2 separate regions of the Homo sapiens genome follow, and region 2 is linked to region 1. Evidence: chromatin loops called from intact Hi-C (ENCODE). Cell type or tissue: PC-3. All regions are shown on one strand. Each heading gives the region's core, and the rest is flanking DNA. Links, peaks and the distances in the headings are about the cores only.

Region 1 (2,917 bases), core at 94-2,593:
TTAGGGCAGCCCACCCCACTGGGAGAAGGGGGGAAGCCCCTGTTCCACTTGGCTTGTCCAAGCCACCCCAAGTGACCTCCCAGAGTCCCTTTTAGACAACTTTGCTTGTCATACACCAAACTAAACCCTTGACCCAGCCAGTTGCTTAAAATCCTTCATCTGCTTCACCACTGCCTTCAGGGTAAAGTCCAAGGAGTTGGTTGTCCGAGAGTCACCATCTGGCCCAACCCAACTATTTGGTCTTTCCGTGTCACCCTCCACCTTATACTGTAAACTCCAACTGTCCTGGATGACCTGCTGTGCTCCAAGCATTTCATGTAACAAAAGCTTTCAGTGTCTGGAAGACTTTTGCACCATGCGTCTTCCTGGAATGTATCTTGCTGAGCACTCTGTCCCCCAAATTTTGTCATGATCAAAGCCTGCTCATCATCTGTTTCAGCTCCACTGTTTCTCTCTCTGGAAAACATTCCCAGATCTTTAATCCCCATACCCTGCATAATTAATCATTGCTTCCTCAGAGTTCCCATGGCACTTGGTTCACACTGCTAGCATGCACTTATCACCTTGTTAAGCAACACATCCACGGCCTCCCCTAGATTACCAGTTTCCTGAGCACAGAGACCTTGTCTTACTTGTCTTTACAGCTTAAGCCGTACTGGGCTGCTCTCCATGGGACTGAGCCTGCTGGCCGCACTGTGGCATCCTGCCCTTTATTCTGTATTAGGGAGCATACCTTACGGCCAAGGCTTACTGAGCAGTTGTACAGGCCTTTCCCTGGTGATAAGAGAATCTGAAGAGGACTAGGTACACCTTGTCAAAATGCTGGAATTTGTATCCAGGTTGGAGAGTGCCTAACACATTTGGGAAGAAACAAAATTGGGGTAAGAAGCAGCCCGATTTTTTAAAATAAGTTCTTAAAGGGTCAGTGGGACCGAATGCCTTGAGGAATAGCTACTGATACAGAAGATGACCTAGTTTGTAAAAAGAACAGCATAATATTTTAAATAAAGGTTTTCCTCCTTTTGACCTTTTTCCAGTATGACTGTATTGCTGTTAACTTTATTACTGAAGCTTAATGCCCACGATACCAGGAAGCACTTCTAGAAACAGCTGTGAATGTGGCCATTCATGGGTTTTGCCCCCACCATCAGGGCATGTGGGGAGGGATTTCTGTTTCCGCTGCCATGGTGCCTGTGTTTTTCCTGTGAGTACTAATGAAAGGCCCTTAAATTAGACCACACAGAGTTAAGGGAAATTGTTTATTCCTTCATTTTCATCATACCAAGGAACTTCAGAGATTTGGATCTATACACTTTGACCTCTAAGGAGTTTTAGAACAAAGGTGTGATGTCCAGAAAGATAAGAATCAGCAGGTCACATGGCTTTTCTGAAGGTTTATTCAGTCATCCCAGGACATCTAAAGGCAGGCAGATGCCAAAGTACACACGGGGCATTGGGTGTGAGCCTGATGAGAGCAGAGACCGGGAGGCCTAATGGAGGGGCTGGCACAGTGACAGTCTTCAGGACTAGTCTGGCCTGTGCAGCAGCTGCACATGTTCCTGGGATCAGAGCCAGCTGGTGGCTCATGGCAGTGGTTTCTGGGTCCTGGCTCCACCCCAAGACAGGCTCGAGCTCCTTAGCCCTGACCTGGCAATAGCTTTGTTCTGGCTTCACACTGAAGTTTGGCTGCTGAGCCAGAAGGTGAAGGCAGAACCTTGCACTGTCACCCATGCCCTCCTTCCAGCCTGATACACGGGCTGCCCCAGGCAGGGCCAGGGACCAGTGGGAAAAACCAGTCCTCCGGGGTGAAACTTCCATCATCCTCAAAACTTTTGTAGTGGTCTTGCCCTCTTTGGGTCTTCTGGGGGCACTTCAGTGTTGCTATCTGTGCATAAGGCCTCAGGTTAAAGTAGATGTCATATGGGATGGAGCAGAAATCTGGCAGGAGATGCCCTGGCTGTAACAATCCAGAAACATTCAGAGATGACTCTGAGACTGGATTTCAAAACTGGCTTTGGTTTTGCAAGAAATGCCACCCCAGATCTGGTTCTCCAAAATACAGTATCAGGAAACCCACAAAATAAGATGGATTTTAATCTCTATTAGAACATTTCCCAAACATTCCAAATAAAACATCACTAGTGACACTATTGGATATTGATGCTTTCAGTCTTTCCTCAAGTGTGGATAAAGCATCTTCAGAACATTTTAGTAGCTTTATTGATTGGAACAGGCAATCTAAGTAAAAGCAAAGTGCTTGCTATGCAAATAAAGCTTCTAGACAAGACTCCAGTCTCCCTCTGGCAGCAGCTTGCCATCCCAAACCCCTCCCATCTGGGACTCTGAAATCTGCTTTTAAAATACAGTCTGTATTTGCATGTCCCAACACCCCCCTCCTTGTTTTAGTCTAATTCTCCCAGGTTGAGAGAAACACAATAAAGGAAATTTTGTTGTTGTTGTTTTCAGTGCTTCCTTTTCACAGACTCTTTTTTTGGAAACCGCAACCTCGGATCCCAGCAGAGCTTCCTGGGGACTTGAAGAACATCAATCAGTTTCGCAGCTGGAGGCCGAGGCTTTCCTCAGGGAAGACTTTTTACATAAAACAGATTGTACTTTGTCCTTGCCAGGGCAGACAAAGATTTAAATTAAATATGCAGAAAGCTCCAGTTGGCTGCCTGCCACAGCCTGGGAGAGGGGGAAGGGAGATTGTGTCCCCACTCTCCTTCCTTTCTCTCTAGTTGTTTCTTTTTCCCATTTCTGTTATTACAGTGATAGGAGCCAGCAGTTAAGAGACTTGGGCTTTAAGCTGGGATTTTCTGTAAATTCACTGTGTGATGTGATACAAGTCACTCAGCCTCTGGGACCTCAGTTTCCTCTTCTACAATGAAGAGTTTGAATGAGATGATCTTTGAAAGTC
Region 2 (2,917 bases), core at 203-2,702, 160 kb before region 1:
GACCATCTCAAGAGAACATGGAGAATACTCACAAATGCTTTTACAATGACTTAATTTTTATGTTCTGGTTGTTACTTCTGTAATGTAACTTCTGTTATTGTTCACTTACTTTACAAAATAAGAAGACCAAACCTTTTTTTAAAGCCCCGTTAATGAAAGACAGTAAACAGGCAGTGTGGCTCTGAGAGGAGGGAGAGCTCACAACATGAAGAGCGAGATTGTTCTAGCTACAGGGAGTGGCATGGGAAAAAATTACTGTGTTGGAGATGCTGGAGGTATTAGAGTGATTTGAATAAATGGAATGAAGGAAGTGGTTTAAGAAATATGAAAATAGAATGTTTTGGTTTCCAAATCATCACAAATTTAATTTTCATTAAAAAGCGATAGCAAGTTCACTGATGTATCCCTAGTGATAGAAAAACACAGTGCCTTGACATGTAGTATGCCGTCAGTGATACCTGTTATTGTTTAATGGAGACTTAAAAGATTGTTTGAAAGCAAAATATTAAATTAACCTGGTGAAGCGTTTTCATGCTCATTGGTGAAGTGCCTGTAGGTGACTGTAGCTTAGACTGTACATTAGGTATGAATGTTCTATGGGAGGGCTTGGCCAGAATTTTATATCTGAGTTCAGTTTAGAGAAGTTCACTTTGTGGTCATGTGATACTGAATGAATTGCACAGAATAGGGTAGAATTTGTGTTTATGGCTTTCCTTACTCATCCTCCTTTAATTTGTAGAGACGGATGTATTTCAGGAGAGGAAATTTTTTGCAATGTTTTCACAATTGTTTGTACATGTTTTTTCTTCACCAGAAGCTTTTTAAAACTTAGATTGGCCGGGGGCGGTGGCTCACGCCTATTTGTAATCCCAGCACTTTGGGAGGCCGAGGCGGTTGGATCACAAGGTCAGGAGATCGAGACCATCCTGGCTAACACGGTAAAACCACGTCTCTACTAAAAATACAAAAAATTAGCTGGGCGTGGTGGCAGGCGCCTGTAGTCCCAGCTACTCAGGAGGCTGAGGCAGGAGAATGGCGTGAACCCGGGAGGCAGAGCTTGCAGTGAGTGGAGATCGCACCACTGCCCTCCAGCCTGGGTGACAGAGCAAGACTCCGTCTCAAAAAAAAAAAAAAACCTTAGATTGCAATTGAACTTTCACGTTATCTTTAAGTCAGTGGGCCTAATGGTAAGTTCAAATTTTACACATCCTGTGCTTAAGGGGCTAAATAAAGTAAACAACTCCTCTGAGTCAAGAGTTACTCAGGAATCAGGAATTGGTCAGATCATGAGTAATCATTTGATAGGAATTAAAGGGTGTGATGATTGTTGATTAAAGACATGCATATTCCTTTATGTAGACTTAGTATACAATCAGAAAATGGGTCTCAGATATTTTTTTTATATGACAGTAGTATGCCTGTGGAATTACAATTGTTTAGAGAACTTCGGAATATTGACATCATCGAACTGTTAATATTGGGGATCTGCTATGAGCTATACATTGTATGAAATACAGGTTTTCTTTGGGGGACAGTTTTTTGGTATAGAGGAAAGAGCACAGGTCTTCAAATTAGAAGTTCTATGTTTTGGCTTTAACACTTGCTATGTGCTTAATTCATAAGATCATTAATCTCTCTAAGCCTTACTTTTATCATCTGTAGAACTAGAACAATAGCACCTACCTCGCCTATGAATTTTCTGTGTGTAATGACAATCAGGATGGAAAAATTGCAGCTGGAAAACTGTGGAGTGCTGTAGATTGTAGGGACCATTGTCTTCTTTCAGCCCTATGAGCCATTCTGTGGTACTCTACCCACAGGATGCTGAGTTACTGGAGTGCTTCAAGGGTTTGTAGCCCTTGATTCTACAGTGTACTCTGTTCCAAGTTCAGCATTCTTCTAAACATTTTTTTGTTGGGGTCTACCACATGGTAGGCCCTTGTGGTTGTAGTGGGGCGTGGCTAGTGGGGAGAGAGTGAGGAGATGAGGAAGTTTGAGTCTGAGTTGCTGTAGCTTGATTTTTTTTCCCCTCTAGTTTCATCTTTACCTTTCCTTTTAGAATAGAAATTATAGGCTCTGGAGTAAAATTAGAAATGTAGCTCCAATTTAGCTAAGTTTAGCTCTAACATGAAAATTCCAAGTTTCATAGCTTTTGATGAGTATTATGAAAAACATAAAGTCTTTCAAAGGAATTTCCACTGTCTTTTTCTCTCCTTCATGGTTTTAAACATGGGGACCTTTGGTTATAGAATTCAGGATTTGGGGCTGTTGTTGTTTTTTTCCCCATGGGTTTGACTCTTTCTCCTTGTATGGAATTTTCATATTTTTCTTTAAGGTTTAGTCACTTAACCATTGTTTTACTAAATGGGAATTCTCTACTGACAGAGATTTTTAGCAACAAATGTATTTTTCTTAAAATTTGTGTAAGACAAAAATTACATATTATTTTGGCAGTGATCATGCATGACCTTTGCTACCTGATGGCTGCCATGGCAGAAAAACTCATGTAGGAAGTTTATCACAGGGAGAATATACACAGGTACCTTGGTTATCAGTAGACTTTGCACTACTTGTAACCATTTAGTCTACTCTTTGTAACTCTCTCTTCTTTTATCATGATGTCTTACATTTATTTTTGCATCTAAGTGAAGGATAGAGCGTGGCAAAAGTCCAGATAACCTATAATGACTTTCACATTACTTTAAAAAATCCAGTTAACCAACGTACTGTACTGACAACATATTGCTTAATCATAATCAGTTTTAATCCAACACCAAACTAAGCATAATATTGTCACACATTGGTTTGTTGAAGATGCAGAATTTAGAAATTCAGATCCTTGAGCCCTACTGCCAAAAATCCTCCTTCCCAGTTGATTATTTTACATAGACAGGTTTGGGAGCTACTGAACCATTTG

Evidence for each region. Hi-C counts contacts between places; a loop is a spot of excess contacts. Peaks named below come from ENCODE experiments on the same cell type or tissue, not always from the same donor. Only the 100,000 strongest peaks of a DNase experiment are listed, where the experiment ranks them.
Region 2: it touches region 1 in a loop (9-fold over the local background); 4 of 110 quality-filtered maps call a loop at or near these places.

Annotation. Positions count from the first base shown.
Region 1 is chr10:63,710,917-63,713,833 of GRCh38, forward strand. No RefSeq gene overlaps it. Among named protein-coding and RNA genes, the nearest start is that of REEP3, 190 kb to the left of the region's middle. RefSeq lists an enhancer at 2,360-2,917. In PC-3, for the core only: no CTCF peak of the experiment used is centred there; a DNase peak (open chromatin) is centred at 1,525; H3K4me3 peaks cover 494 bases; H3K27ac peaks cover 2,500 bases.
Region 2 is chr10:63,552,982-63,555,898 of GRCh38, forward strand. The region is part of intron 1 of REEP3 (receptor accessory protein 3); the gene reads left to right. Among named protein-coding and RNA genes, the nearest start is that of REEP3, 33 kb to the left of the region's middle. In PC-3, for the core only: no CTCF peak of the experiment used is centred there; DNase peaks (open chromatin) are centred at 240, 640, 1,240 and 1,870; H3K4me3 peaks cover 2,270 bases; H3K27ac peaks cover 2,500 bases.